Linked DNA regions of Homo sapiens: region 1 is linked to region 2. A link is a contact called in ENCODE Hi-C or POLR2A ChIA-PET data. All regions are on one chromosome and are shown on one strand. The core of a region is the stretch at or near the end of the contact, and the rest is flanking DNA. Distances in the headings are between cores, read along the strand shown. Region 1 overlaps LOC105379013 (a long non-coding RNA gene). Region 2 has its middle 25 kb from the start of CD180.

What was found. Hi-C counts contacts between places; a loop is a spot of excess contacts on that map. ChIA-PET counts read pairs that join two places held with the same protein, here RNA polymerase II (POLR2A). Pooled maps may share reads with other maps.
Region 1: a loop to region 2 is called in a map with no recorded cell type, with 4 times the contacts of the local background. The contact joins two enhancer-like sites. A Hi-C loop is called at or near these places in 3 of 37 single-sample maps with no recorded cell type and 2 of 50 pooled maps. POLR2A ChIA-PET finds 5 or more read pairs at or near these places in 1 of 52 experiments (A673).

The regions. Positions count from the first base shown.
Region 1 is chr5:68,707,854-68,713,896 of GRCh38, forward strand. All of the region lies in intron 2 of LOC105379013 (a long non-coding RNA gene), which reads right to left. Among named protein-coding and RNA genes, the nearest start is that of LINC02198, 320 kb to the right of the region's middle. RefSeq lists an enhancer at 3,951-4,000. Within about 2 kb of position 3,743, at least 8 of the 41 ENCODE cell types and tissues checked have a DNase peak (open chromatin) inside an H3K27ac peak, as active enhancers do.
Region 2 is chr5:67,219,165-67,225,375 of GRCh38, forward strand. No RefSeq gene overlaps it. Among named protein-coding and RNA genes, the nearest start is that of CD180, 25 kb to the left of the region's middle. RefSeq lists a silencer at 116-303 and an enhancer at 2,904-3,013. Within about 2 kb of position 2,692, at least 7 of the 41 ENCODE cell types and tissues checked have a DNase peak (open chromatin) inside an H3K27ac peak, as active enhancers do.

The DNA of each region.
Region 1 (6,043 bases), core at 2,493-4,992, 1.5 Mb after region 2:
CTTTGCTGAATCTTCATGTCCTTGACCCAGCTCTAACTAATTTGTCCATTTACTTCATAAATGTGGTAAATCCTGTAGCTAAAAGAAGTTGTGCAGAAGTTTAATGCAGTGGGTTCTCGCCTAGTTGTCACAACAAGCAAAAGAAGCCAAGACAAATAGGAATCCTGACCTACTACCATTTTCTCGTCCTTCCCATGTGATTCACATTGCCATCACTCTGGCAGCTAGGATGGAAAGGTTGAGAAGAGAGGAGATTTTTTAAAATTGTCTTTGGATGGGCTATTTATGTCTTCCAACCTGGTACTTTTCCTTGAACTCAAACAGAGCACCAAGACAGACTGCAGCGTGACTCCTCTACCCCACATAAATGAATACATTTACACTTCATCAGCTGTATTGGGAAGGAACTAGGAGTCTCCATGTGCTTCATGGGCCCATATAGGTTTCTTGCATGTCAAGGCAGAAGCTTAGGAGCACATGGCCTCAGGCCTGAAAGTGAGGCAGTACCCAGTCATTCCCCAGGAGAATCGTTCTGTAAGGATTTTGTCTGGTTTGTTAACACAGCTCTTCTACCAATCTTCATCATCAGGACTTTATAACTCTCTTACAATTAGATAATATGGAAGCAAAGGATTCATTCTGGACCTGCTATAAAAGTAGCAGTATTTGGGGCTGGAGTCTGCAGATATCTTGAACCGAACCAAGAACTCCAGTCTGTCTCAGGATTCAGACACAATTAGATAAAGGAAACTTCTCAGCCAAAGCCTAGACCCATTACAACCTTCTGTACCCTTTACCCCTACAATAAAACACTGTTAGAACTGAGGGGCTAAAAGACGCTGAATCATCAGAGCAAGATTAGATCATGATCACGTACTGTGCCGAGACGAAAAGCTAATGTAGACATTTTAGAAAGGGTTTCAACATCAAGAGTCAAAGCAAAAGGGGTTTTATATTTAACTAGGAATTAAGCAAAAATTCTATTTCCCCAGAATCCCAATAACAAACGTTTTATTTCTGAAGTGTTTGGGCACACTGTACAGTCTTTGCTTGAGAGCTGCCACAGTAGGATAAATAGCAATACACAAAGGCACCAAGATTGACTGGAATTGCTCCAAATTATGCAACAATCTTTGAAAACCAAAAGAAGAGACTAGCAAAAAGATACATATTACTCTGTTTTAAATGGACTATTTTTACATTTGTTTAAGGAAAAGGGAGCCAGAAGAGAAGTTCACTCAACTAGATTATCTCTTGAGTCCTCTTCTCATAGAGGCCAGCTAATCTGGTAAATCAGACTTGCTTTCTGCCTACCCATGGGTCCTGCTGAGCTCTTTAATTCTTATATTATGGAGATTTGAAAACCAATCGTTAAAGAATGTATCAAAGAAAGTCTCAAAGTCAGCTTAAGGTTAATTTCCCTCAAGAAATTCTTGGCTTTTCTTCTTTTGGTGCCTCCCCGTCCCCACTTCTTAATTGCCTCTGTCTTCCTCCAGCCTAACCCCAGCTTGATCTTAGCACGGCTTGCCCCAGGACTGGCAGAACAGACAGGATAGCTCTTTAAGAATATAGAGTTGACTATTAATAGCAGTGACACAGGCCATTGAGAGCCAAGGCAGCCAAGCAAGGAAATCTGTCAGCCTGGATTAGCTTTCCAGCACCTGGGAGGTAGGACTAATTTATAAGTAAAAATAGACAGCAAAAATGTCTGGCCCTTCATAGGCCCCTGATGTCTGAGAAGGCTTGCATGGATCCAAGTCCAAGGGCTTTTTCCAGCTGTCCTCCAAACCTAGCAGCAAACTTTTTTAAAAAACTGGAATTAATAAAAAGAAGGCTTGTTTCAGTCTGAATCAAAATCTATGTCTATATGAACAATGTACCTTTTTCCATGGATTTCTAACCATTTAACCAGATCCCAAATAACCTATAAGAGGAGTCATGTATGCCATAGTATCCTGCAGGATTCACTTATCAAAGTTATTAACGAGTTATTTAGTAGAGTATGGTCGTGCCTTCTTTCTCTCTGGGCCTCCATGCATCCCCCCATGGGAGGGCTATACTTCCTGTACATGAGGTCTAAGCCTCTACTTCCCTAAGCTCTGGTAGAGTTCCTTTGCTCATCACAGAATGGACTGCAAGAATCACATCAAAATCTTTTGAAAGAAGTTTATATTTTAGAGGAGTATTTGAGGTTAATTTACTAAGTCTCTGTTTTTTATAAACCAAAATTCGGGCTGCATGCAGACACTTGCTGCCAAGTTTAGAGGTTAGGTGACCACATATAATTTATTTTGATCAAGTAATGAATTTATAAAATGAAATTATAAAATATTCACATAGGCCCTATTCTTAGGGCCCTATAGATTAGGTCACTTTGTGCTATGACAGTCTCTGTCCCAGAGAAATTTACAGTGCCATTTTACTGAAAATCTTTTTTCAAATATCTCAAGTAATTGGGTACACACACACACACACACACACACACCAGATACCCCTGAGAAGTGGCAGTCCTGTTGTGTAAGCTAACACAATTGGCCAGAGCATTTTCTTATGCTATCCAGTCTTTCAGTTCCCATCTCTTACCTTCTAATTATACTACCTCCTATTATAAATAAGTCTTTTTTTGTAGGGTGTCAGGAACTAGTAGACTCTTGCCAGCCCCATTAGCCATCCATATTTAGATCCTTTAATCTTTCCTCTAATCTGACTCCCTGAGTCCCCCTCCCCTTCGACTACCCCCTCTCCTTGTCCTTCTCCAAATTCCTTAAGATTCTATGCCCCTAACTCAAGCTTTACAAAATCAGAGTGATATTCCAGATGCTTGCTCACTGAGAAACTGAGAGACCAGCTGTCACCTCTGCTTTCTGTTACTCTGTGACTCAGGGTATGGTCCCAAAATAGGTCTGGCCTTTCATGCTGCCTTCTCTCATTGCAGTCTGGCTTCACCTTACCTGTCCACCATCACCCCAGTTCCCCTTTAGCATTCCTGCTTTCCAGGTTTCTCTTCCCCATGAAGTGAACATGTTTCAGTTTATTTCCATTCAAACATGAATATGCCACTGGTCAGCACTCTCAGAAAGAATGTGTCTTACTTTCACCCTGGTTTGGAATTAGCCCAAAAGTCTCCATGAACATTTCTACCAAAGGAGCTCTTATTTATAAGGCCTTCCAATCTGGAAAGAGAAAGCAAGAAAAAAAAATTATGATTTTAGACTCCATTAGTACTTCTAACAATTTTCTGGAGAAAGTAAAATAGCATTCCAGGAGGATCTGCCTCAGAAAAAAATTTGATGGGCTTATGAAGAGTGACTGTGTACCACCCTGGAGCTAAGGAGAGGAAGCTTTTCCCTACTAAAGTAAATTTCCCTGGGCTTACATGGAACGGCACAGTCATGGGCTTCATGGTGCTTTGTTGCTTGGGAACCCTGCTTTCTTCCCTCCTCCTCCCCCAGAATCTGTCCTACTCTCCCTTCTGGGAGCTCAGCTACGGCAGGTGGCAGGAAGGGTGTCCATGGGGACTGAGGAGCCCCACCCTCCTCCAGGAAAGTGCAGGGGCCCACGCTGTGCCCTGGGGAAGTCCAAGAGGCCCTCATCTCAGGAACTCCCAAGCCCACAGCACTAATCCCCACAGCTTCAAGAGGAGAGAACATTCCTATTTTAAGAGCTCCTGGGTAACGTTGTGCTCACTGAGGTCTGAGTCACTGCTCTTCTTTAAAGTTTTTGAAAGAAATCTATTTCTCAGCCATTAGCTTTGCATGTTTTTTTTTTCTGCCTCAAAGATCAATTGGTTTACCACAAAATGTAAAGAGAGTTAGTGAAGCAATGGTAACCAAGGAAGCTATGGTGTCTAGAAGTGCAATAACAGACAAGGGCAGAGCTAAGAGTTAAATAAGATCTAAAAATAAGTCACTAACTATACCCCACTTCCTGTAACATACAATACACAGGTACCTAGGAGAGAAAACCACTCACAGTTCAAAAGAACACATAAAGAACACTGCAATTAAACACAGCCCACCCTGACCCAAGTATCACCATCTCCTTAATTAACAATCTTGTAAGCAATGAGGATATTTCATTGTAAGCTTATTTGTCGTTATGATGCTTGAGAATATAGAACCACCATATCAGCCATTACAGTAATTACAAAAGAAGGTCACATCACAACCACGGCATTTGTTACCCGTTGTATAAACCACTGCAAGGTGAATGTGAGTTTTTCCACAGAGTTTGCCTGCAAGAAAAACCATGTATTTCTTCCTTATCAGCAAGCTACTGTCTAAACAATTTAATGTTTTCACATTACCATCAATAATAAAACAGCTAATGTTTATTGTACCTTTATACAATAATCCATTATTACCTCATTTAATCATTACAACAACCACATGAAGCATCCCCTTTTTACAAACAGGAAAACAGAGGTAAAAAGAGATAGAGTAACTTGACCAAACCAATCCCCGTTAATAAGTGTTGAAGTTTAATTTCAGATTTTCCTAGCTAGTCACCTCAAGAAATTAATCACATTTGATACGGTTGTTTACAATTCAAAATTTGAATGCCATCAGTTCCAACTTTATTTTAATGGCCAACTTTATCTTTCCCCCAGCTAGTTAAGCTGATTTTTCACATATGTAAATGACTTCTATTAAAATTCAGTTTGTACTCTTTTCTCAGACTTCTATATTTAATATCACATTTTGGGTGTGGCTCAGCAAAAAATGAAAGTAACTGGTTCAGAAAATAAACACCCAGTTTCCTCTTCATTCTTTTTCCTTTGAGAAAAAGAGTAGCCGGATCTAAATAGAATGACCCTGGCCCCAAGTTAGAAGTTTCCAATTCCTTGGGACTCCCTTGGTGTCTGCATTAGTTTGCTAGGACTGCCATTAATAAAGTACCACCTACTTGGCGGCTTAAACAACAAAAATTTACTTTCTCACTTCTGGAGGCTTAGAAGTTCGGCAGTGTAGCTTATTTCTGAGGCCTCCTTCCTTGGCTTGTAGATGGTTTTCTTCTCCCTGTGTCTTCACATGGTCTTCCGTCTATATGTGTCTGTCTTAATTTCCTTTTATTTTGAGGACAACAGTCACATTGAATTAGAGCCCACCCACGTGACCTTATTTAATCTTACTTCCCTCTTTAAAGACCCCATCTCCAAATACAGTCACATTCTGGGATACTGGAGGTTAAAACTTCAGCATATAAATTTGGGGAAGCAACAATTTATCCTATAGCACTATCCTAACAATTTTCTTTTACAAGGTTGTCTATGTAGCACAATATAAATGTCTTTGACCCTGACAACCAGGAGGTTAAATCACTGCTTTTTCTAAATGCTTTTGTATTACCTCCCTGTGATGATACACACAAGTTTTTCTATGATCAAACCAAGTTTTTATTCAAATACTGTTATCAGCAATACCGACCATATTATAGTTTTCACCTTAAAAGATACCGTTAATTTCATTTGTAAAGAAAATGCATTAAAGATGTATTTACCAATTATGAATTACCAATTGCCAATTAATAAAAATAAATTCTAGATTTGAAAAAATTTGAGGTCATTAACATCTTAAATTGCTATTATTATACACATGGCACTTAAAACTGTATCACCTCTCGTCAAGATAGTGCCCAGAATAACTTACCCTGGGCCTCAGCATATGTCTCAATTCCTGGTCATCCCACATGAAGATTCAGAATGACCTGATAAGAGGTGATTCAGATGTGTATGTTACATCAGTGTAGAAGCTACCACTTATGGGTACCTCCTGCTTTCACATGCTGTGCTACATGTGTTATGTACATTAAATCATTTATCTTCAAAATCTCTGTGGGAGAAATATTATTGTGTCTGCTTTACCAGTGAGTAAACAACATTAGAGAGATTAAGGAAATTGGCCAAGGTCACACAGTTGGTCAAGACAGGTCTTAGATGTGAGCCTAGTCCCATCTGACTGCAGAATTTTTTTTTTTTTAACCACCACATGTTTCTTCTTTGACTTCTTAAGAGATATAGCGGTGGAGTCTATGTGGCTCAGTG
Region 2 (6,211 bases), core at 1,442-3,941:
ATGACTCAAACCTGAATACTGGAACCCTTTCAAAAGTGAAGGGGACATTGGTTCAGAAGATTTGGGTATAAAATCCACCTCAAAATACTTTACTGTAAATGGTCAAAAATTTTTTTTTTTTTTTGAGGCGGAGTCTCGCTCTCGCCCAGGCTGGAGTGCAGTGGTGCGATCTCGGCTCACTGCAAGCTCCGCCTCCCAGGTTCACGCCATTCTCCTGCCTCAGCCTCCCAAGTAGCTAGGACTACAGGCGCCCGCTACCATGCCCGGCTAATTTTTTTTGTATTTTTAGTAGAGACGGGGTTTCACCATGTTCGCCAGGATGGTCTCGATCTCCTGACCTCGTGATCTGCCCGCCTCGGCCTCCCAAAGTGCTGGGATTACAGGCGTGTAAATGGTCAAATTTGAATCCGTCCAATCAGGCCCTTCTAAGCCAACATTCCGAAATCCTCTCCCTTGCCCTATGACCCCTTAAATCTTGCTCTAGACCCCAGATTGAGGAGGCAGATTTGAGCATCTCCTGTCTCCTTGCTGGCCAGTCTTGCAGTCAAGCCTTTCTTTTCTCAAAAGCTGATGCCACAGTATTGGTTTTTTGCGCATCTGGCGGCGAGCCCCTTTGCTCTATGACACCTCCAGTGTGCCCCAGCCCCAGCTGGTCTGGCTCTCTCAACTCCACTGCCTGTCTGTTTGCACTTCTGGTGAAAGCATGTGGAGGTGGCGAGGGAATACAGGTTATTTACACAGACGATGCCTTTGGATGTTTGGAGATGATGTGTAAAAAAGAAAGAGGATAGTAAATCAGGGTCCTGGGGAGGAGAAAATGTGTGTGTGTTTGGATAAGGCCGACTCAGGCCCTTTCTGGTGTTTCCCAAGGGGAAGGACTTAAATAAAGAATAGGGGACAGAAGAGATGAGAGAGAAAATGACTGATAAACTCATAATTCGATGTGGGAACTAAGAAAGAAGCAGCTTTGGAAAGGAGGAGGAACCTCTGCCTTTGAGGTAGGAAAGAGCAAAGCACAGAAATGGCTCAGGTTGGGGCAACTTTAAGAAGGAGAGGAGAGGGTCAGGTGTGGGGGTTCATGCCTGTAATCCCAAGACTTTGGGAGACTGAAGTGGGAGGATCGCTTGAGGTCAGGAGTTCGAGACCAGCCTGGCCAACATGGCGAAACCCCTTCTCTACTAAAAATAGAAAATTAGTTGGGCGTGGTGGGCACATATAATCCCAGCTACTAGGGAGGTTGAGGCAGGAGAATCACTTGAACCCGGGAGGCAGAGGTTGCAGTGGGCTGAGATCGTCCCATTGCACTCCAGTCTGGGGGATAGAGCGAAACTCTGTCTCAAAAAAAAAAAAAAAAAAAAAAAAAAAGGGAGGGAGGGGATGCAGGAGAAGAGCTGGGATAATGTTCCTTGCTGGGCATGCTAATAAAATGGGGCTTCGGTCAAGGTGACTCAGCACATGTCGGGGGGATTCTGGGGCAGAGCAATAATTTGGTGGTCCTCAACTGGATCTTCTTTATTTGTCCAACAGCCATTTTGTGATGGCAAGGAGATGCCAATTTTCTCTTTAAAACATTGCATACCTATGTTTTACATACACTGAATATAGTATATCACTTAGGTGAAATTGTCTTTCACCTCACATGTTTTCTGTAGTGTTAGGCACTCCCATTTACTACATATGGAGAATGTTACATGGACAGTAACATTTTTTTCAAAAGGTATTTAATGGCTGTTTTGTAAAATCTCACATCCATGAGAGCAAAACATTTTCTTTAGTTCTTTGGTCCACTCTCTCTCTCTCTCTTTTTTTTGAGACCGAGTCTCGCTCTGTCGCCAGGCTGGAGTGCAGTGGTGTGATCTCGGCTTACTGAAACCTCTGCCTCCTGGGTTCAAGTGATTCTTGTGCCTCAGCCTCCCAAGTAGCTGGGATTACAGTCAGGCGCCACCACACCCAGCTATTTTTTTTTTTATTTTTAGTACAGATGGGGTTTCACCATGTTTAGTGAAACACCAGGATGTTCCACCAGGAGATCACCAGGATGGTCTTGATCTCCGGACCTCGTGATCCACCGAGCTTGGCTTCCCAAAGTGCTGGGATTACAGGTGTGAGACACTGTGCCTGGCCATTTTTTTTTTTTTTGAGATTTTTTTTTTTTTTGTCTGAACCAGACAACTTCCTAGGAGACTTATTAGAGTTAATTGCATTGAGATAATAGAGTGAGCAACTGTGACTGGTAAATGAGACTGCAGCTTGCATTGTGCAGTGTCTGTATTTCCTTAGCTCCTCAAGTGTGCCAGGATCACCAGATCTATTCCCAAGATCTGTGATTCTGTCTGCGCTGAACCATCCAAGGTGCTGGCGTCTGCCACAGAGAAAGGTCTTGTCGTGCAGAATGCTTTTAACTTTACACATTGGTAAGAACCAGGAGTGGGCTGCCATTTGGCTGGCGATGTGAAGAGTGTCATGTGGAAAGCTGAAGTCACAGACAACATATTGCAGATTTATTTCCCTGTTGGTTTAGTTCCCCTTTCTGATATATTGGCAGCTGTAGTAGCTGGCCCGCTCCTTCATCTGAATTTGGATGGGGTTTGGGCTCAAAATGGAATTGGTTTGCTGTCAATATTGCTGAGGATGCAAAAGGAGGTCTCTTCAAGGTAAATGAAAGGACCACAAAGCCTCAGACAGGAAGCTGCAGATCTGTGGCAAAGGCAGAGACCAGAATGATTGTCTCAAGAGGCTAGCAGGGTGAGCGTGACTGAAATGACAGGCCTTGCAGGCTCCTGTGGGGCCAGACTTGCGTGTGGACTGATGGTGGCCGGGGGTGGGGGATGGCTGGGAAGGGAAAGAAAGAAAACTAGAAGTATAGAAGTACGGGAAGCTGTAATCAGATTTTGGAATTCTAGTCTCTATTATTGTTGTAGTGAAATCTTTTCAAAGTCTCTTTTTTTAAAGCACAGTTTGGAGGCTGGGTGACTCAAACTTGTAATCTCAGCACCTTCAGAGGGTGAGGCAAGAGGATTTATTGAGGCCAAGAATTTGAGACTAGTCTGGGCAACATAGTGAGACCCCTGGGCCACATACAGAGACCCCATCTCTAACAAAATAAAAAATTAGCTGGCTGTGGTGGTGCAGCTCTAACTACTCAGGAGGCTGAGAGGGGAGGATCACTCTAGCCCAGGAGTTTGAGCTATGACTGTGCCACTGCACTCCAGCCTGGGTGAAGAAAGAAGACTCTGTCTCTAAAAAACAAAAAAGCAAAGTACAGTCCTATAAAATGATAATTTCAAAAACACTTGGTCTATGATATGTGAATTGCTCCGAGGACTATCACCATAAAAGTTTCATGTCACTAAAACACTTCCTGTTTCCAAATTGCCTTTGGTCTGATGTGAACATCCAAATTGTAATACAGTTGTGGCAACCTCCAAAATAATGCATTTCTCACATGATGGAACATGACACATCACTTTACCTTTCATTTTACTTTTTTTATTAATCATAACTGAGTAGCATTGGTCACTTATACCTATTGACGAGAGAGGCAGTCTTTCTGGATATATTTACATCTTATTAAAATCATATAATTAGCATTCGAAGAGGGAGGAGACACATCATGATGATTATGGCCATGGGTTAAGCTCCCTGGGTCTTGGTTTCCTTATTGTAAACTCCGGAGACTGATGGTGGGTGGGCTGGAGAGTTTCTAAAGCACCTTCCCCTTTTTAAATGTCTGAAAACATGACAAAAGCTAAGATGGTGTTTAGGACTGCGTTTGAATGTTTCTGATAAGCAGGCAGGAGCACAAATGTCTCAGGTTGGGATTTGTATTTGCTTGTTTTTTTTGTTAGGAAAATAGGCCATTTGTATCATTACCTCAAAAAACTCTTGTGAACTGCAAGAAGGCAATTATTGTCCATTACATGTTTAAAGCTCCCCGTAGCTGGGATGTACATTTCTAGGCTGAATACAATAGAGCTCTTTAGAGAACACTGGGAGGCCTTATATAATCAGTGTGAACAATATATTTACTCTCATTTTGTGGGATTTAGGATATGGCATTACTACTTTAAGTGATTCTGGAGGCTGTGGGTTTTGCTTCCTTGTTTGCTATGGATTGTGTGATGTTACTGATGTCCAAGATCTAGTGCAAGAACCTATGAATGGCATGTGTCTTCCCTGAAATGATTCCACTCTATGGTCCCCGCAAGAATGGAAACTTTCCCAGGGAACTTTTTAAGGAATGTTTCAGGCCCCGATTTCTGTGGTTTTACTTATTTCCCCTTTTTGAAGCAGTCAGCTTTCAAGCATTGCCCTTCTGCTAGTGATCACTGGCATATTGCTAGCCAACATGGGTGAACCCTGAGAGTAAGAAAACCTTGCCGACTCCAACTGGATACCCCCTTTAATGATCAGAATCCCACACTTTCCAAATCAGCATGTTGATCTAATCCACAGAAATGGTGTGGTAGCCCAATTTTTCTTCTGTCTACTTCCACCTCAGAAACTGAATTGGAATGTGTCTCCTGCTGCTTGCACTTACTGAAGGTCATAAGGAAATAGTTGATGAATTCTGGTTACCTGATATTTATTTACCAGGTCCCCTAAAACCTCATTTCTGGTGCGCAAGTCATCTGAATCCCATAGCACAATATGCTGTCATTTGATCAACCACTTCATTACCGCATATTGTGAATAGCTGGCTTCTCATCCTGCACTAAGAAAGTCCTTAGTGCAGTCCACTTTGAAAATGGGAAATAAGGCTAGGAGCATTGGCTCATGCCTGTAATCCCAGCACTTTGGGAGGCTGAGGTGGGTGATCACCTGAGGTCAGGAGTTCAAGACCAGCCTGGCCAACATGGTGAAGCCGCGTCTCTACTAAAAATAAAAAATTAGCCAGGTGTGGTGGCATGCACCTGTAGTCCCAGCTACTGGGGAGGCTGAGGCAGGAGAATCACCTGAATCCAGGAGGCAGAGGTTGCAGTGAGCCAAGATTGTGCCACTGCACTCCAGCCTGGGCAACAGAGTGACTCTGTATCAAAAAAAAAAAAAAAAAAAAAAAAAAAAAAAAAAAGGGAAAAAAAAAAGAAAATGGGGACTAGAAATCAAACAGAGTTCTCTTTTACTCTGTGGGTCTGAGGTTAGATACCCTGAGAATTTTTGGTACCTAGTGATGTCAAAGTTTAAGTTTTGAAGGTATGGTCTATGAGTGGCAAGTAAACAACAGGATAGGTGTAGTTGTGTGTATATATGTGTGTGTGTGTGTGAGAGAGAGAGAGAGAGAGATTTGGAAAGATAGGGCTATGAAAAGATTTTCTTTTAGCCATTTTGTTGAGTTTCCCTGTAGAAGGCATGGTTTAGAAATCATTGCACTATATTCTGATTGATAGCTTTATTAATCATATATGTGGCTATTGTGGAGGTACATGGCCCTGCATTGTTTTTATACAGCTTCCAGGTAGGGTCTAAGCCAGGAGGAGAGTGACACACTTTCCTCCCAGAGTCTCTCTAACAAGTGTATGGTGCATGATAGAAGTGCCTCACTGTAGCTGGGAAAGCAAGATTATTATTATTATTATTATTATTATACTTTAAGTTTTAGGGTACATGTGCACAACGTGCAGGTTTGTTACATATGTATACATATACCATGTTGGTGTGCTGCACCCATTCACTCGTCATTTAACATTAGGTATATCTCCTAATGTTATCCCTCCCCCATCTCCACACAGGCCCCGGTGTGTGATATTCCCCTTCCTGTGTCCATGTGTTCTCATTGTTCACTTCCCATCTATGAGTGAGAACATGCAGTGTTTGGTTTTTTGTTCTTGCAATAGTTTGCTGAGGATGATGGTTTCCAGCTTCATCCATGTCCCTACAAAAGACAGGAACTCATCATTTTTATGGCTGCATAGTATTCCATGGTGTATATGTGCCACATTTTCTTAATCCAGTCTATCATTGTTGGACATTTGGGTTGGTTCCAAGTCTTTGCTATTGTGAATAGTGCCGCAATAAACACACGTGTGCATGTGTCTTTATAGCAGCATGATTTATAATCCTTTGGGTATATACCCAGTAATGGGATGACTGGGTCAAATGGTATTTCTAGTTGTAGATCCCTGAGGAATTGCCACACTGACTTCCACAATGGTTGAACTAGTTTACAGTCCCACCAACAGTGTAAAAGTGTTCCTGTTTCTCCACATCCTCT